Regions from separate parts of the Homo sapiens genome. Here region 1 is linked to region 2. A link is an interaction called in ENCODE POLR2A ChIA-PET data of the cell type or tissue named here. Cell type or tissue: Panc1. All regions are shown on one strand. Links, peaks and the distances in the headings refer to the core of each region. The heading gives the core; the rest is flanking DNA.

The links. ChIA-PET counts read pairs that join two places held together with the same protein. Peaks named below come from ENCODE experiments on the same cell type or tissue, not always from the same donor. Only the 100,000 strongest peaks of a DNase experiment are listed, where the experiment ranks them.
Region 1: POLR2A ChIA-PET joins it to region 2 with 7 read pairs; 4 of 35 experiments call an interaction of 5 or more read pairs at or near these places.

Annotation. Positions count from the first base shown.
Region 1 is chr10:92,869,647-92,879,409 of GRCh38, reverse strand. The region is part of intron 1 of EXOC6 (exocyst complex component 6); the gene reads right to left. Among named protein-coding and RNA genes, the nearest start is that of EXOC6, 26 kb to the right of the region's middle. In Panc1, for the core only: no CTCF peak of the experiment used is centred there; no DNase peak of the experiment used is centred there.
Region 2 is chr10:92,746,530-92,756,292 of GRCh38, reverse strand. No RefSeq gene overlaps it. Among named protein-coding and RNA genes, the nearest start is that of HHEX, 61 kb to the right of the region's middle. RefSeq lists a cis regulatory region at 1-90 and an enhancer at 1-2,054. In Panc1, for the core only: no CTCF peak of the experiment used is centred there; a DNase peak (open chromatin) is centred at 5,349.

The DNA of each region.
Region 1 (9,763 bases), core at 2,351-7,350, 120 kb before region 2:
CTACAGGTTCGACCTCAGGCTCAAGTGATCCTCTCACCTCAGCCTCTCCAGTAGCTATGACCACAGGCGTGCACCACCATGCCCAGCTAATTTTCTTAAAATTCTGTAGAGACACAGTCTCCCTACGTTGCCCAGGCTAGTCTTGAGGGGTCCTCCAGTCTCAGCCTTCCAAAGTGCTGGGATTACAGGTGTGAACAACCACAACTGGCCTCTATGAGCCTTTTAATCTACTTCTAAACTATATAATAACATTAGCATTTTATAGGGGGAAAACATTAAGCAAAGTTAATGCTTAAAAAGATAATTTTTGGCAGTCCTGGAAAAGACAACATTGTATAAAGTATATCCTGAGGTGGAAGCAACAACTTTACTAAACTGCAGAAAATTTTAAAAATGAAAGCCATCTGCAAATATATTTAATTCTAACTTTGAAACAAAGAACCCCCTGAAATACATACATATTTTTAAAGACCTTTTTTAACAAGTGGCCTCAGTTTGTTGATTTCTTTGGAAAAAAGTGATAAGCTCTTATTACAAATTAAAAATGAAGTTCTTAAAAATCTCAACTTGACTAGGTATAAACCAATTTTAAAACCTTTAAGGTAGATTGAGAAAAACCTGGCTTAAAAAAACAACACATTTGTCATTGTTACAGGTAGATAGGCATGGGCAGGGCAGGAGAGGGCTCTCCCCGCCACCCACCAGAAATGTCAGGTGACAGTTTGACAATTATCGCATTATCTCTCTAAAAATGATAATTTGGCACCCCCAGGAAGAAGCAACTTCCTGGGCATGCATGTGTGATAAGAGACAAAAATGGTAAAGTATGATCTTCCAGGGGCGCACTCCACCAAAAAAGGAAAGAAAACATCAGATGGGCACGCGTATCACTCCCTAAACACACTGTGTGTGCTCAATTCCAAAGGGTAAGGAGGGCACTGGGCATGCGGAAAGTCCACCCTAAGGGAAGAATCATGGGAAAAAGGGGAGCCTATAAAGTCCTAGGATCAAGATTAAGGTTCCTTTTTTTGCTGTCTTCTTTTGCCCTTTTTTCTGTCTTGGACCTTCATGTGCCTGCTTGGCATCATTACCAAAAAGAGATGTCCACAGGGACCTTTCTCGCCAAAGACGACCTAGAAAGAACTACAATGAAGAGGATAAGGAAAATCAAGTAGCTGAGACTCAAGATCAGCAGTCACCTCACCATCAGTACTGTAGCAACTTCAATTACTGATGCAGATGCTCAGAAAAACCTAAACCATAACATGGCAAACAAATAAAAGCAGTCAATCTACCAGCCAGAATACACCCACTCCCAAGGCTGAGCAGGGCAAGGATGAATAAATGCCGGTTTACCATCTCTACCATCATCCAGTTTAATTATCCAACAAGAAGAAATGAATAGAAAATTCCAGCAATAGGAAATGGAACAAAAGGTTGGAGCTGAAGACCTTAAGTGCTTGCTTTTTGCCCAATGACCAGATAACTGGAACTATCTGCATTATCTATGCAACATGAGGTTTGTACTATTTTTACCTAAAGACATATCCTTTTCCTAATGACAAAAATATATTTTTAAAACTAAATATGTAATATACATATATATTTAATTTGTTAAATGTTTTTCAAAAGACAAAGAATTTTGCCATATAAGTATATCCAGAAGTAGTATGGAGGAAAACAAAAACACAGTTAGTGATATAAGGCTGATCCCAACTCCCATCACTGACCCTGACTACACAGTCCACTTCTATTGGTCATTTCTCAGCTTTGCAGAAGAATCAGAAAGAAAACATGAAGTTGAAAAAGGCAATTCCCACTCAAAAGCAGAATATAAATAACAAAACAAAAAATAAAAATCATCTTTTTCCATCTGTATTAGTGCTTTGCAATCCACAAAGCAATTTTGCATACATCACTGCATTTGGTATCAAGAACCTGGAGAAGTATAAAGGACAACTGGTTTTATATCTATCTCACAGATGAGGAAAATGAGGCTCAAAGAAGTTAAGGGATTTATTCAACACCATGTGGCTTCTAAAAGGCCAGAGCCAGGTAGACAATCCAAATCTTAGACTCATAAGGAATGCTGAAGGATATTACAGGAAAAAAAAAAGATAAAAGGAGATGACTGCACAAATCGTCTTTCAGTTGCTGATATTATTTATGTTCAATGTCAGTAATACATTCATTGCTGATTTCCACAGTATCTGTCTGATTATTATGGCAATGCCTGTAGTAATTAATTCTCTTGAAATTAAGCTCCTGCACAAAGAAGTGGGCAATACCAAAACATCAATACATACACTCCCTTACAAACCACAAAGGGTAAGTTTCCTGCCTTCCCGTTCAGGGATGACAAAAACAAAAAACAAAAAATCATTACGCAGATTCTATTAGCCTTGCTCTATTAAACTAAAAAGAACCATCCCTTCTAGTAAGAGAGAGCCCTAAAAGCAAACTTGATTTAAGTTCTTTTTTACCTCCGGAATGAATGAATGAGGATATGAATGAAAAGGGAAAGTAGGAAAGGATTGCATTGTTTTGTTTTTTTCCATCGTTGAGAAATGAAAAGGGGCATGCATAGGGTAAAAGTGTCAGTGATTTTTCTTACAGCCCCTATCTCCTAAGGAAAATGAACTGGAGATTGGTCTCACTTAAGCTACTGGATGCCTGTCTGGGAACTGCAGAGGAAGAAGGAACCTACATCACTTTACTGTAAGTTCTTTCCAAGATCTGAGCCTCCTCTGCCCTAGCACAGGTTGGACATACAGGACCCTCCCTTCCTGAGTGCAATTCCGATCACATTCTTTAAACCCTCTCTTTTTTTAGGTTAAAATTTAATAATCTTTTGACACTGCAGCTTTCATTATCTGATACTCCAGGTTAAAAGGCAAAGCACAGTGATTAAAAGTGTAGGCTCTGGAGTCAACTGGCCTGCATCCACATCTACCTCTACCAATTACTGAGTGCAGGGGGCAAATGACCTAATCTATCTATCCCTACCTCAATTTCCTCAGCTGCAAATGGGTATAACAATGGTACCTTCTTTGCTTCTTGTTAAGATTAAATAATGCATTTAAGTGTTTAAAACATTGGCAATGTTCAATAGATGTTAGCTATTATAATTACCTACATGATTACTTTTATCTCCAGGAATGAAGATCTTGACTAAGAAATTATTTTAGATTTAATATTATTTTTCATAAAATTTCACACAAAATGAGAACCACTTAAATGTGCAACATAAGGAAATAATTAAATAAGCTAAGATATATGTACTTTAAAATATTAATCAACCATAAAGAATTACCTTACAGAGTACTTATAACATTATAATAGGCATTGTCAATATTAAATTCAAAAAGATGAACACACAAATACAGATATACTCACAGGACAAACTCAGAAATACACACACCAAATATGGAGTACTTTTGGTTATAAGGGTTTTAAGTGATTTTTATATATACATGTGTTCTGAAATTTTTTTAATGAATATTTACTATTTTTATAATCAAAAAATTGTATTTTTATTTTGATAAAAAAGGGATGAAAATTTCTATATATTATAGTCACTGCTTCACTTAAAAACTATTTAATAGTAATCATTTAATATGTTGAATAACATAACTTTGCTCAATAAATATTCAATATTTAGTACATGTCCACTTTACATAGAAAAACTCAAATTAATGTCAACAATGATTATCCTTTAGTGGGAATAAAAGTGATTTTTTTCTGCTCTCTATTCTTCTATATTTTTTAAGTTTTTCTATAAAGAAAGTTTGTGTTTTTCATTAATTCAGTCCAAAATGATTTACTAAGTCTGTTGTACTCATGGCATTCTGTTATGTAACACAGTAGGAATTCATGAGATATGTATGAAATCACAGGTCTCAGGGGCAATCTAATTAGGGCTATATTCAAAACATACTTATTCATACACAAAGACATACATTTACAAACAACAAAATAATGCTGTGTAGCATTTTCAAAGTCCATGCTATAAGAATCCAGACATATAAAATATATTTGTGTGTGTATCCATGTAGAATGCAGTATTCTAAGATGGAAAAATTTCGTGGAGGAAATAGGAGAATTCAATAATAGGTAATATTTGAATTGGTAGAGAAAGGAGGAGGAGGGTATTCAATTACGGGTAAAGACAGACAGGAAAGAACATGGCATTGTGCATAATTCAAACAGTTTAACTGATATGAAAGATATCTGTTGTTACTGGGAATTTCACTGTAATTCCCATACAGTGATTCTTAATCTTTATTTAGGCTGTGCCTGGGGATAGCATGACTCTCCTCTCTAATTATAATCAAAGTTATAGTTCTCCCTAGGAAAGTGCACAAACACAGCTATAATACCTACCTTCCCTCTGAGAACTGCTACCCATTGACAAGGTTGGACAAGCTGCATAGCCTCTTTCAAAGTACACTGCAACAGGGGTGTACAATCTGATACACTCTCAGGAATTTTAAATTAACTGGAATTCAGATAGTCAGGTATGTGCCTAACATATAAAAGCTATAGGTGGTCATCCTCCACCAAGTACAGAGAGAAGCAGAGAAAGTCAGACTTCACAAAAGGATGAAGACAAAGTCATCAAGGAGAAATAGAAAGAAAGATGGTTGTCCACTTCTTTGTTCCAGTCTTTCAAAAAGTTTGGCTGCCCTAAGATTTTTATAAAATACCTCAGTAACTTTCACCATTTATTTTTTCATTTTTTCTTAAGCTAACTCAAGTTGGTTTGATTACCCACAACTACAAATTTTTTTTAAATCCTGGACAAAGATGCTCACATGGGTGTGCATGTGTGGGGGTGCACACACACACACACATTTCTTACAATTAAAAAAGGTTTACAGACACCTTCATCTGACTAGCACATTAGAGCATATCTTCCCAAATGAATAAGTTATGGGAATACCACAATATTGATCATCTTAGCTCTCAATCTAATTTTCTGTTTGTGTCACAATATAAAGAATGGGAAGCCCTACCACATAATAATCCAGAAATAAGGGTCAAGACATGGTTTACGTTACTAGACTCCTGATGAAAACAGCATGTCAAAGAGGTCACCAGGCTGATGATGATGATGATATGCCATATAAATTTTACACACTTTTAGTTTTTTCACAACACCAACAATATTGTACTGCTAAGTAAAAAACTGAAGTTAAGGTAAGTATCCTAAAATACTGCTGCTTGGTATTCAAACCAATGCTATAGCCTGTAGCTACAGAGTAACTGAGAGTTTCTAGCAACTAAAGAGGAAAAAAATGTATATACATAGAATCCAAATTTCTTTTTTCCTTTTTTCTTTCTTTTTTTTTTTTTCTGTGACATGGTCTTGCTCTGTCGCCTAGGCTGAAGTGCAATGGTGCAATCCCAGCTCACTGCAACCTCTGCCTCCCCGGTTCAAGCAATTCTCCTGCCTCAGCCTCCCAAGTAGCTGGGATTACAAGCATGTACCAACACACCTGGCTAATTTTTTTTATATTTTAGTAGAAATGGGGTTTCACCATGTTGGCCAGGCTGGTCTCAAACTCCTGACCTCAAGTGATCTGCCCACCTCGGCCTCCCAAAGTGCTGGTATTACAGGCATGAGCCACCGTGCCTGGCCCAGAATCCAATTTCTTTCACCACGGAATACTGAAAAATATTTCTTGTTTACATAAAACTCACGTTCTATGTGTTTTTCCATGAAATATTTCATCTAGTTTGCTATATGTGCTCGTAAAATGCTTTATAAAATAATGCCCAGATGCTTCCTCTAATTTATTTGAAGAGATTCTGTCAAAGAATTTGTAATGACAGAATTGATATACTTTAATATGTTTCTTAAAAGATACATTCATATCTTAAAGGATTATATGACCCTTCAAAGCATCAAGAGCAAGCAAAAGCATAAAAATGAAGAACGATTTTCTGTATATTTCTGATGTTGAATTTTACTTGACTTGTTCTCACAAATAGTATCCTGTTTCCACGCACAGAAAAAAGTCTAGTGTCGTGTGTTAGTTAACATTGCCTCCTATAACTAGTGTTGACATTCTGTATTACTGACATTAATACTCACTGTAATTTTGAATAACAGCACAGCACACTGATGATCATTAATGAACATCCTCCATGGTGAAACCTGAATTCATAATCAGCCAGCACAGATTTGCAATAGACTTCCTCCTTCCTGTTTTTACATTCCTGACCAAAGAGGTATCTCTTCCTGTTGACTTTTGGGCATTTGGTAAAATGCAAAAAATGAGAGATGAAAACACCCACTATATTTAATTGTATTTGTCCTCTAGGATAAAATGAATTGCGAAAATAAATTTTAATTCAAAAAGTTTAAACAAGTAGATTAATGAATGCAAATATAGACTGCTTTCCCAGAAAACTTCAGAAAATTAAACAAAAATATCAGACTGACTACAGCAGATCTAATGTGCACTTTGCGTAATAGCTTAAGAGATGAACTATATACTCAACCCAAGTCTTTTACAGGAATCTTAATCTACAGTTAAGAAGAAATTCACTGAAGGGCTGACTTCACAGCAAAACAAAAAGAATACTACTCAATCATAGAAAACAAAACATAAAATTAATTGAGCTTTACACTTATTATTTGTGCATTTATAATTCACTTATGATTTACAATGCTAAAGACTATAAAGTCTATAAATATCTTTATTTTTCAAAATAAAGATGTAACATTAATATTTATATACCCAAAAATTCAAAACCAATCTCATCGAACAGAAACTAAAGGAGATGCAACAAAAAAGAGAAACAAGTTAATAAAAGGGGACTTTAACATATCTCTCTCAATCCAAGAATGATCAGGTGAAAAATAACATGAGGCTTTAGAAGATATAATGAACTTAATTAATAAGGCATGTATGTGTATAAAACTGTGAAGCCTAATAAAAAACCATACACTTTGAAGACCACATAGAATACTCATGAAAACTAACCATATATTAAGCCACTAATAAAACCTCAATTAATTTGAAAGAATAGAATAAAAACAGATTGATCTAACTATAATGTAATAAAAGTAGAAATTAGTAGCAAAATTTAACAAATAAAAAAGACTCTCCATACTTGGAAAGTTATAAAAAACACATAATATAAAAAAACTTTTGGATCAAAGGGGAAATAAATACAGCAGAATTGCTTTAAAAGAGCAATAAGGAAGATATATCAGAACATGTAGAATACACCTAGAGCAATCATCAGTGAAGAAGAACAGCATTAAATAATAACGTCAATAAATGAATTACGTACAAAATGCAAAAAGCTAGGAAAAGAATAAAAGAAATGGAAAGAATCATTAAAAATAAAAGCAGAAAGGAATGAGTTAGAAAACAGAAAATGTATGGAACTACTAAACAGGTTTTTTAAAAAAATCAACAAAACAGGCAAACCACTAGTTAACCAAACAAAAGGGGAAAACAATGACTGAAATTACAAATACACAAAATTTAAATTTAAATACAAAAAATACTAAAATTAGGACTGACAAGTGGGATATAACCATTGAAAGAGAAGAAATTATTATTTTATTATTTTATTTATTTTTTTTAGACGGAATCTCACTCTGTCACCCAGGCTGGAGTACAGTGGCACAATTTCAGCTCACTGCAACCTCTGACTCCCTGGTTCAAACCGATTCTCCTGCCTCAGCCTCCTGAGTAGCTGGGATTACAGGCATGCACCACCACGCCCAGCTAATTTTTGTATTTTTAGTAGAGACAGGGTTTCATCACGTTGGCCAGGCTGGTCTCGATCTCCTAGACTCAAGTGATCCTCCAGCCTTGGCCTCCCAAAGTGCTGGGATTACAGGCGTGAGCCACTGCAACTGGCCTATGATTTTTTTTTTTTTTTTTTTTTGAGACAGGGTCTTGTTCTGTCACCCAGGCAGGAGTGCAGGAACACAATCACAGCTCACTCCAGCCCCAACCTCCCACCTCAGCCTCCCAATTAGCTAAGACCACAGGTGTCCAGCTAATCTGGTTTTTGTTTGTTGTAGATACTGGGTCTCCCTATGTCACGCAGGCTGGTCTCAAACTCCTGGGCTCAAGTGATCCTCCCACCTCAGCCTCCCAAAGCGCTGGGATTATAGGCATGAGTCACCGTGCTAGGCTGAAATCTTATTTTTAGTAACATTACACAAGTCTACTCAAATAAATTTGATAAACTTGAAGAAATGATAATTTTTCAAAAGAACACAATTTATTGACCCTCAAGAGAGAAAGTCTAAAACAGACCAATTATCACAAAAGAAACAGAGAAAAGAGTTAAAAGACTCCTCTACCAAAAGCACCAGATCCATTGATTTTCACAGGGGTAATTCTGAGAAACTTTTAAAAATAGATAACATCAGCTGGGCATGGTGGCTCACACCTGTAATCCTAGCACTTTGGGAGGCCAAGGTGGTTGGATCACGAGGTCAGCAGATCGAGACCATTCTGGCCAACATGGTGAAACCCCATCTCTACTACAAATACAAAAATTAGCTGGGCGTGGTGGCGCATGCCTGTAATCCCAGCTACTCAGGAGGCTGAGGCAGGAGAATCGCTTTGAACCAGGCAGTCAGAGGATGCAGTGAGCCAAGATCGCATCACTGCACTCCAGCCTGGTGACAGAGCGAGACTCCATCTCAAAAAAAAAAAAAAGATAACACCTACACTAATTATATAATGCCAAAAAAAGAAAAACTTCCAATTTTGTTTAATGAAATGAGTGTAACATTGATCCAAAGATCGGAAAAAGTCTGTACCAATGTGCAAAGTGCACCAAAGTGCAAACTACAAAGTAATCTCACTTATAAATATCAAAGAAAAAATCTTTAAAAGCATACTAGCCAACAGAATTCAAAAACACACTGAAAGAGCAAATTGTCATGACCAAATGGGGTTTATTCTAAGAAGCAGGACTATTTCAATAATAGGAAATCCATTAATAAATTCAATCATACTGACGGAGCAAATAAGAAAAAATCCTATGACCATCTCCATAGATGCAGAAGAAACATCTGACAAAATTCAACAGCCTTTCTTGCTAATAAAAGCAGTATTGGTGAATACTTCCTTAACATGATAAAATATAAATACCTCAGTTCAAAAGCCAGAGCTGGGTGGCACGCGGTGGCTCATGCCTATAATCCCAGCACTTTGGGAAGCTGAGGCGGGCGGATCAACTGAGGTCAGGAGTTCAAGACCAACCTGGCCAACATGGTGAAACCCTGTCTCTACTAAAAAAATACAAAAATTAGCCAGGCGTGGTGGTGGGCACCTTTAATCCCAGCTACTCAGGAGGCCAAGGCAGGAGAAACACTTGAACCCAGGAGGCGGAGGTTGCAGTGAGCCAAGATCGCACCACTGCACTCCAGCCTAGACAATAGAGTGAGACTCTATCTCAAAAAAAAAAAAAAAAAAAAGCCCACAAGCCAGAGCTATCCTAATGAAGAAATACTAAAGGTTTCCCCTGCTAAAGTCAGGAAAAAAAGATGCCCCCTGTCTCAACCACTGTATTGCAATTATTGGATTGTTAAGTTAGACTAGAGAAAGCAATCTAAGGTTTAAGAAGTGAAAAGGAAGTAAAATTATTTCTAAATACAGACTATATGATTACGTAACTGAAAAACCCAACAGAATCAGTGGTGAAAATTTATAAACAATAAGAAAACTTAATAAACAGTTTAAAAATTAGCATACAAAGATCACCAGCATTCATTTATATA
Region 2 (9,763 bases), core at 3,185-8,184:
TCTTAATAAATAACCTCTTTTTCATGTGGTCCCAGAAAAACGAAACAAAGCTGATTGTCATCCAATGACTCTGTCGTAATTCCACATATGATTTAATTCCGATTTTACTCAGGCAAAATCGGTCACTTGAGATTCACTTGCTTTTCTCTGTTAAGGATACTACAGTTCTAACTTGAAATCTCAGTTATCTTCTTAGCCAAGAGAATGTCTCTGAAATTTTACAAGAAGTCAGATTGAGAGAACTGAGGTTGCATTAACTGGCTCCTGGGGTTCTCACTGAGCCCCTAAAGAGGCCCATTCAGTTTGAATAAACACACATTGGAATCCTTGCCAACTTATCCAAGGGCCAATAGCTGTTTCTACAATACCAAAACAGGGTCAACGTGGCAATTTCACTAAGTGTTTATGTAGGTTGTGTCATATAGAAACAACCAATAAGAGCAGATTGTGCTGGGAATTTTCTGCGAATGCATTCATTCATTCATTTAGTAAATTTTTTTTTTTGTTTTTGAAATGAGTCTCACTTTATCACCCAGACTGGAGTACAGTGGTGCAGTCTCAGCTCACTGCAGCCTCCGCCTCCTGGGTTCAAGCTATGCTCCTCCATCTGCCTCCCAAGTAGCTGAGATTACAGGCGTCTGCCACCATGCCTGGCTAATTTTTGTATTTTTAGTAGAGACAGGGTTTCACCACGTTGGCCAGGCTGATCTCGAACTCTTGACCTCAAGTGATCTGCCTGCCTGGGCCTCCCAAAGTGCTGGGATTACAGGCGTGAGCCACCGCACCTGGCCAGTAAATATTGAGTGCTTACTACGTGCTAGGAAATGCAGTGGTAAACAAAAAAGAGATAGCCCCTGACCTCATGGACTTCCCAGTCTAGTTAGAGAAGCAGATATTAAACACGCAAATAATGTTAAGTGCTCTGAAGAGAAAGAATAGGGTGGTCCAATTTCCGTTTAGATGAGGTGGTCAGTGGAGGCCCAAATATTAATACCAGTGGAGGCCCAACTGATGATGTGGTATTCAGGCCTGAATCATCCAAACGACCAATGAATGAAGGAAGACAGCTCCAGTAGAGAAAACAGTCTATTCGCAAGTCCTGAGTTAGGAAAGAGTTTTGTGCCTTTGAGGAACTAAAGGAAAGCCTGTGTGTCCAAAATAAATTACATGAAGAGAGAGGATAGGATAGGAGGCTGGAAAGGAAGGCGGATCCAGAAAGTGCAGGGCCTGGTAGGCGTGAAGTGTGGCTTTAGACTGAGTGTGGTGGGGAAACATTGCACTAATACTGCTTGACAGGATGGGTGTGGTGGCTCACGCCTGTAATTCCAGCACTGTGGGAGGCCGAGGTGGGTGGATCATTTGAGATCAGGAGTTCGAGACCAGCCTGGCCAACATGGTGAAACCCTGTCTCTACTAAAAATACAAAAATTAGCCAAGTATGGTGGGACACGCCTGTAATCCCAGCTACTCAGGAGGCTGAGGCAGGAGAATCGCTTGAACCTGGGAGGCAGAGGTTGCAGTGAGCTGAGATCCCACCACTGCACTCCAGCCTGGGCAACAAAAGCAAGACTCTGTCTCAAAAAAAAAAAAAAAATGGCTGGGTGTGGTGGCTTACACCTGTAATCCCAGTACTTTGGGAGGCCGAGATGGGTGAATCATTTGAGGTCAGTAGTTCGAGATCAGCCTGGCCAACATAGAGAAACCCTGCCTCTACTAAAAATATAAAAATTGGCCAGGCGTGGTGGCAGGCCCCAGCTACTCGGGAGGCTGAGGCAGGAGAATTCCTTGAACCCGGGAGGCGGAGGCTGCAGTGAGCTGAGATCGTGCCACTGCACTCCAGCTTGGGCAACAGAGCGAGACTCCATCTTAATAAAAAAAAAAAAATGCTGTTGACCTCTCATCGTGTTCTGCTCCTAGATTGTTTTCTAGGCAAGGATCTCAAAAAGAATGCAGCAGTCCTAAAGGCCTTTGAGAAAAATTGTGAGATGAAATTCCTCCAGGTAATTTGGGACATCAAAGATATTCCCTTAAATTCAGTCAGTTCAGCCAAACCACACACCAGGATGGGGAAAAAAATCAGGACAATAAAAAAAATTAATCACTTGGATCACTTGTCATTTTACCATTTAAATATGATTCTAGAGTCACATGGTTCTTACATAGAGATAGGAAGTTAGCAGTCATGTGGACCAATTCTTTCTCATTTTACAAGGGAAGTAATTGAGGCCCAGAAAGCACATGGCCTTATCTCCTGGCTCCAGGCAATCTCCACCATATAAAGCTGCCTCTGAAGAACAGAAGTCAGGGCTGCCACACTTTCTTTCCCTTTCTCCTTCTCTGAGTGGGACCTAGAATTCAGAATCTGTTTCTAGATTGCTAAGTGATCTGTGGCATGCTACTTACCTCCAAGGCTTACTCTCTCTCTCTGATTCTTTATAATAATAATAATAATTATTATTATTATTATTATTTGTCTGGCGATGGGGGTCTCATTATGTTGACCAGGCTGGTCTCAAACTTCTGGCCTCAAGCAGTCCTCCTGCCTGGTCTGTGTATTGAGCTTCCACACTGGACTTCAGAGATTCCTTTGCTGAAGTTATTGGGATGGGAAAATCAACAGCTCAGTGTTCAGAATTGCACCAGCCAATCACTGAGGACAGAGGGCCTGGAAACCTGGGATTGGAAAGTGCAAAACTAATTTCAGGTTCTCCCCACTTTGAGTCTTCTCAATGTGTTGGTTTCATTCCACAATCAAATGTCCTAAAGGGCTTTAAGGTACAGGTTAATAAAATTTCTGTCCCCGCCTGTCATGTGTATTTCCAAGTCCTAACCCTTGTATCTCTGAGAACCTACTCTATGTAAGCCCCACTCATTACCCGGCCCTCAACTCTGGGGATTTTGAAGTGCTGGGTATGATTAGAAGTTTGCTTTTCATTCTTAAGCTCCTGATAAAAGATCCTACACTCCTTCAAGTGAAGGTGAAGAGCTTGCTGGTCTGAGATTGAATTGAGTCATTTAAAAATGTTGACACCTCCAGAACAAATCAGACTTTGCCTGTGCTATTCTGGTAGCTTTCCTCTTGGGGTTGACTGGACTCCTGCTTTATAGTCGCTGTCTGATCTTGGTAGGATTTCATTTAGTTGACCTCAGGCAAAATCCTTTACCTCTCTAGCCTCCACTCCCCTTTGGATGATGCCTTAGGCCCCGGCATTTCCAACATTCTACATGTTCAAGACAAATCAGGCCAGGCGCGGTGGCTCATGCCTGTAATCCCAGCACTTTGGGAGGCCGAGGCGGGCGGATCACAAGGTCAGGAGATCGAGACCATCCTGGCTAACATGGTGAAACCCCGTCTCTACTAAAAAATGCAAAAAAAAATTAGCCGGGCGTGGTGGCAGGCGCCTGTAGTCCCAGCTACTCGGGAGGCTGAGGCAGGAGAATGGCGTGAACCCGGGAGGCAGAGCTTGCAGTGAGCAGAGATCGCACCACTGTACTCCAGCCTGGGCAACACAGCAAGACTCCGTCTCAAAAAAAAAAAAAAAGACAAATCAAAAGGAGTTTCGAATCACAACAGACAGAGTCCTTAATACCTCACTTCCATTTTTTTTTTTCTTTTGAGATGGAGTCTCACTCTGTCATCCAGGCTGGAGTGCAGTGGCACGATCTGGGCTCACTGCAACCTCCACCTCCCAGGTTCAAGTGATTCTCCTGCCGCCTCAGCCTCCTGAGCAGCTGGGATTACAGGTGTGTGCCACCACACCCAGCTAATTTTTTTTACTATTAGTACAGGCGGGGTTTCATCATATTGGCCAGGCTGGTCTCGAACTCCTGACCTCAGGTGATCTGCCCGCTCCTGGCCTCCCAAAGTGCTGGGATTATCTTTATTTTTCACTTTTTATTTTTTATAGAGATGGGGTCTCGCTCTGTCATCCGGGCTGGAGTGCCATGGGCAATCATAGTTCTCCACAGCCTCGAACTTCCGGGTGATCCTCCTGCCTCAGCCCCCCAAGTAGCTGGGACTATTGGCATGTGCCACCAAGCCTGGCTAATTTTTAAATTTTTTATATAAAAAATTTGCTGTAGGGTCTTGCTATGTTGCCCAGACTGATCTCAAACTCCTGGCCTCAAGCAATCCTCCTACCTCGGCCTCCCAAAGTGTACAGATTACAGGTACTGGAAAATACCTCACTTTCTAGAATGGAAGAAAGAAAGGGAGGGAGACAGAGAGAGGAAAGAAAGTGGGGGAAGCTAGGGAGAGAGGGAGGGAAGGGAAAAAGAAGGAAGAGAGGGAAGAAGTGATCGGTGAACAAACTAAGGGAGGAGAAAGGGGGAGAAATCTGTGCTTTCCAAACCTCTCTGCAGCCTTCATACAAATATATCAGGCTTTTGTTGTGAATAAGTTAATGCTTATTTAGCTTTCAAAATACAGCTCAGTGGAGTATACCTAGGAGCCCTTTGCAGCCTTTGAATCTGGAAGGGAGGAAAGACATGTACGTCAGCAACTTCTGTTTAAGAAAGCAAATGAAACATCCAGAGAAAAATTGTTAGAGAGGACTGACAATGTTTTTATTTTACATTTGAAATACTTTCTATTTCATTGATTTTGTGAACTGTTGAAATTTATGAAAGGCATTTAGCCCAGTGCCTAGTACTTAGCAAGTGCTCAGTAAATGTTGACTATAATTTTTCCTAAAGCGGACTTTTGGTTCAGGCACCAGAAAGTGTGTATTCTAGACCTCTGAATAACCATGTGACCTTAAGTAAGTCTCTCTGCCTCTCTGGGTTTGTTTTCTAATTTGTGAGGCTGAACTGAACTAGAGGGTGAATAAGAGCTTTTTCAGCTGGTATTCCTCAATTCCATTTCTCCTACGTGGTGCCTCCATCGTATAATTCTCACATCGTATAATAAATCACTTACATAACTTGGAAGAACACTTCTTCCTTCTCAAAATTGGTGGGGTTTGGAGCATTAAAATTAGAAAGAAGTAAATGGGATTAACGTTCGCCTAAAGGACCAATTGTGAGGGCAAATTTTGAGCAACTAATTAAAATGTAAATCCTCGTAAATTTCAACATAGCGAGTCTGATTCTAACACTGCATTGTGGTATTTGGAGGACTGTCAGCGTTTCCCCAAGCTCTGCTGGCTCTTAACCCAAATCACATTGTCCACTGAAGACTTAGTACTTCCTATAACTGGGTTTCGAACATCCTTGGGAGAGTGTCATTTCCCTAAGGGCTTTTCTTCCAGTTAAATTGTTTTTGCTTTCCCAAACTGTGTCAACACATCTGTTCTTACCTATCTTAAAATCTTCATCCACCCAACAATTCTCCAAAAGGAAGAGAGAAAAAAAAAAGCTATTGTGCAATGAAAAAAAATTTGGCAAATCTCATGAAAACACATTCTTAAAACATCTCTCATTTCTGAGAAACAAAGTAAAATGTATGAATTTTTGTTGTTGTTGTTGTTTGTTTCATGACTAACAAAATGAATCATTGCTACCAATGTAGTATTCTGACCATATAAAACAAGTATGAAGGAATGTTCAATTCGAAAAATAAAAATAGGCTGGGCATAGTGGCTGACACCTCTCATCCCAGCACTTTGGGAGGCTGAGGCAGGCGGATCACCTGAGGTCAGAAGTTCAAGACCAGCCTGGCCAACATGGTGAAACCCCATCTCTACAAAAATACAAAAATTACCCAGGCATGGTAGTGGGTGCCTGTAATCCCAGCTACTTGGAGGCTGATGTGGGAGAATCACAGAGGTTGCAGTGAGCCTAGATCGCGACATTGCACTCCAGCCTGGACAACAGAGCGAGACTCCATCTCAAAAAAAAAAAAAGAGAAAAAGAGACGTGATGCTATTGAAGGATGTGGTGACTGGAAGGGGTGGGAGTCATAAACTGAAGCAAGCCTCCAGGGTGATCTCCCACCCTGGGGGAGCAAGGTGGGTGATGGGGCCAGTCTCTGAGACCAGAAACTCAGGAGAAGAAACATCTTTAAGGAAAAGATAAATTCAATCTGGAACATTACACAAAGGACTTGGCCAGGCACAGTGCCTCATTCCTATAATCCCAGCACTTTGGAAGGCTGAGGTAGGATGATTGCTTGAGCCCAGGAGATCAAGACTAGCCTGGACCACATAGAGAGACCCCCGTCTCTACAAAAATAAGAAAATCAGCTGGGCATGGTGGCACATGCCTGTAGTCCTAGCTACTTAGGAGGCTGAGGCAGGAGGATGGCTTGAGCTCAGGAATTTGAGGCTGCTGTGAACCATTATCTTACCACTGCACTCCAACCTGGGCAACAGAGTGAGATCCTGACTCAAAAATAAATAAATAAAGGGACCCATAAATACCCAAATATGACTGCTGGGTAATTGGATCTGTCTCTCCAGAACTCAGAGGGAGAGAACTGGGTTTGAGAAACACCCTGGGGTATCATCATTGTAAGGTGGTATGGTCATTAAAGCCATGAGTTTGAATAAAGTTTCTCGGGGGAGGAGGCTAAGAAAGTGGCCAAGGGAAAGCGATGTTTAAAGAGTGCTATAGATTGAATTGTGTTCCCCTAAATGTTATGTGTTGAAGTGCTAACCCCCAGCGCCTCAGAATGGGAGCTTACTTGGACATAGAGTCAATGTAGTTGTAATTAGCTAAGATGAGTGCTATGCTTTAAATGTTGGTCCCGTCCAAAACGCACAGTGAAACTTAATCCCCATGGTGGCAGTATTGAAAGACGAGGGCTTTAAAAGACGATTGGGATTGGGTCATGAGGGCTCTGCCCTCCTGAAGGGACACTCCACGCCCTCACCATGTGATACCCTGCGCTGCCTCAGGACTCTGCAGAGTCCCCACCAGCAAGAAGGACTCATCAGATGTGGCCCCTTGACCCTGCATTTCTCAGCATCTAGAACTGTAGGAAATAAATTCCTTTTCTTTATAAATTACCCAGTTTCGGCCAGGCATAGTGGCTCACACCTACAATCCCAGCACTTTGGGAGACTGAGGCGGGTGGATCACCTGAGGTCAGGAGTTCGACACCAGCCTGACCAACATGGCAAAACCCCATCTCTACTAAAAATACAAAAATTACCCGGGTGTGGTGGTGTGTGCCTGTAATCTCAGCTACTCAGGAGGCTGAGACAGGAGAATTGCTTGAACCTGGGAGGCAGAGGTTGCAGTGAGCCGAGATTGTGTCACTGTACTCAAGCCTGGGCAACAGAGTGAGACTCCTTCTCAAAATAAATAAATAAGTAAATACATTACCCAGTTTCAAGTATTCTGTTATAAGCAACAGAATGAAGTTATGGTAGAGGAGGGGAGCTAATATGATATGACCGGTGTCCTTACAAAAAGGAAAAATTTGAACATAGAGGCATGTAACAGGGAGAACACCATGAGAAGATGAAGGCACAAATCAGGGTGATGCTTTACAAGCCAAGGAACTAGTCCTGCCAACATATTAATCTCCAAATTGCAAGCTCCAGGACTATGAAACAATACATTTTTGTTGCTGAAGACACACAGTTTGTAGTACTTTGTTATAAGGAAAAGCCCACAAAGAATATCAAGATAATCAGGTCCAAGAAAGGAGGAAAGCCAGAAAAGCATGGCATCATCAAGCCGAGAACAGGAAAGAGTCTCAAAGGGAGGTCATAGTCAACAAGATCAAGTGTTCCCAAGAGGTTGAGGAGGACAGAAAAGTCAGCCTTGGTAAAGCAATGGAGAGGTCACTGGTGACCTTGGGAAGGGCAGTTACAGTGAATTAAAGAGGTGGAGGACAGATTGAAGTGAGGAAGAAAAATAAACTTTCCAGACATTTAAGGAAGGAAAGAAGATAGGAAGGAAGTTGAAGAAAGATCATTGGGTCATGTAGTTTTTCCTTTTTTGTTGTTTTTTGTTTGTTTGTTTTGTTTTTTGTTTTTAAGATGGAGTTTCACTCTTGTTGCCCAGGCTGGTGTGCAATGGCACTATCTCAGCTCACTGCAACCTCCGCCTCCCAGGTTCAAGCAATTCTCCTGCCTCAGCCTCCCCAGTCGCTGGGATTACAGGCATGTGTCACCACACCCAGCTAATTTTGTATTTTTAGTAGAGATGGGGTTTCTCCATGTTGGTCAGGCTGGTCTTGAACTCCTGACCTCAGGTGATCCACCTGCCTCAGCCTCCCAAAGTGCTGGAATTACAGGCGTGAGCCACCATGCCTGGCCTATTTCTTCCTTTAATGGGAAAAATTTGGTATAGCTAATGGATGAGGATAACTAGCCAGTGGAGGGAGAAAGTGTGAAGAAGCATAGAGAAAGAAATAGATGGGGGGGAAGGTGAGGAGGCAGAGGGAGAAGAGGGGGAAGGGGAAAGTAGAGGTGGAAAGGGAAGGAGAGGGGAAGCAGAGAAGAGGCTGAGAACCACAGAGAAGCCATTCTGGTGGCTGGGCTGACAGTGGTAGTGGTGACAGCCACACCCGTTTCCAGGCAACAGTGGCAACAAGGCCAAGGGCAGGGTCTGGGTTCTATGAGGGCAAACAGCAGAGGCATCCAGCGATCAATGGTGGCAGCAGCAGGCTGGATTTATGGCAGGATTTTGACTATGGCCCTGGCTACTGCCCTTATTTCTATCTATTCTCTGAGCTGCCTTTCTAGCCTCTTTGGGGATTCTGGAAGCTGCCCACTGGCTTTTTGATCCATTCTTTTTTCTATTTCAATCAACTTGAGTCAGTTTCTGTTGCTTACAGCTGAGAACTTTACCTGATTCAATCACGTACAATGCTGAGCATTTTAGAAGGAGTTTTAAAAATCCTCCCAGCAAATCTAAGAAGTAGACTTATATTATCATCTCCATCTTCCCAATGAGGAAGCTGAGAGATGAAGAGCTTAGGTAATATGTCCAACATCACAAAGCTAGTAGGTAGCACAGCCAGGCTCATACCCAGGCCTATTTGCCTCCAAAGCACTTAACCACCGCAATCTCCTGCCCCTTCCTTGGGCGAGCTCTGTCACCTCCTGCAAATGGCGTTAGCGCACAGTGAAACCGCCTCCCTGTGTCCCAGCACTGGGGAAACACAGTTCTGACTGCTCTGAGGAGCTTGTTTGGTGAGCCCATTGCGCTGTTCCTCTCCGTTCCTGGCGAGCCTTGACACCAGTACCCTCATCTACAATGACACCCAAACTTCCACCTTGGCCTACAGTATCATGTAAGCAATTTGGAAATTCCTTCCAAAATAAGTTTCTAAAGCCAAGATCCCCATCCAGCAGACAAGGTTCTAGTTCTCAAAGCCTGGGCTAGAAGATCTTAAAGACTTGCCCACTAGGTCTTCCGATGGATACTATGACCACATGGCCTCATTCCTCCTGTGTCATTCATGTCCTCCGGAATGCTAAGATAAAGCCAGGAGAGCAAGAGGCTCACTGGGGAGAGGGAGACACCCGTGGAAGATAAAGGAGGAGACAGCAGAACTGGGAAGGGAGAGCCTAGGATCACAAGACAGATGTGACAGAATCTCAGTCAACTCCACAGGGAGACTTGGAGCAAAGATTGCTCATTTGAGAAGTCCCACATTAGACAGAAATAGCTAGGCCTGCACTCACCATGCTCTGTCATTGGCTAGGGGCTGACCAGGAAGAGCACAGCTCCAGCTTGAAAACTATGGTGGATTCCAAAGGTGCTGTAGCCAGGTACAGTGGCACACACCTGTAATCCCAGCTACTTGAGAGGCTGAGGCAGGAGGATCACTTGAGGCTAGGAGTTTGAGGCTGTGGTGTGCTATGAT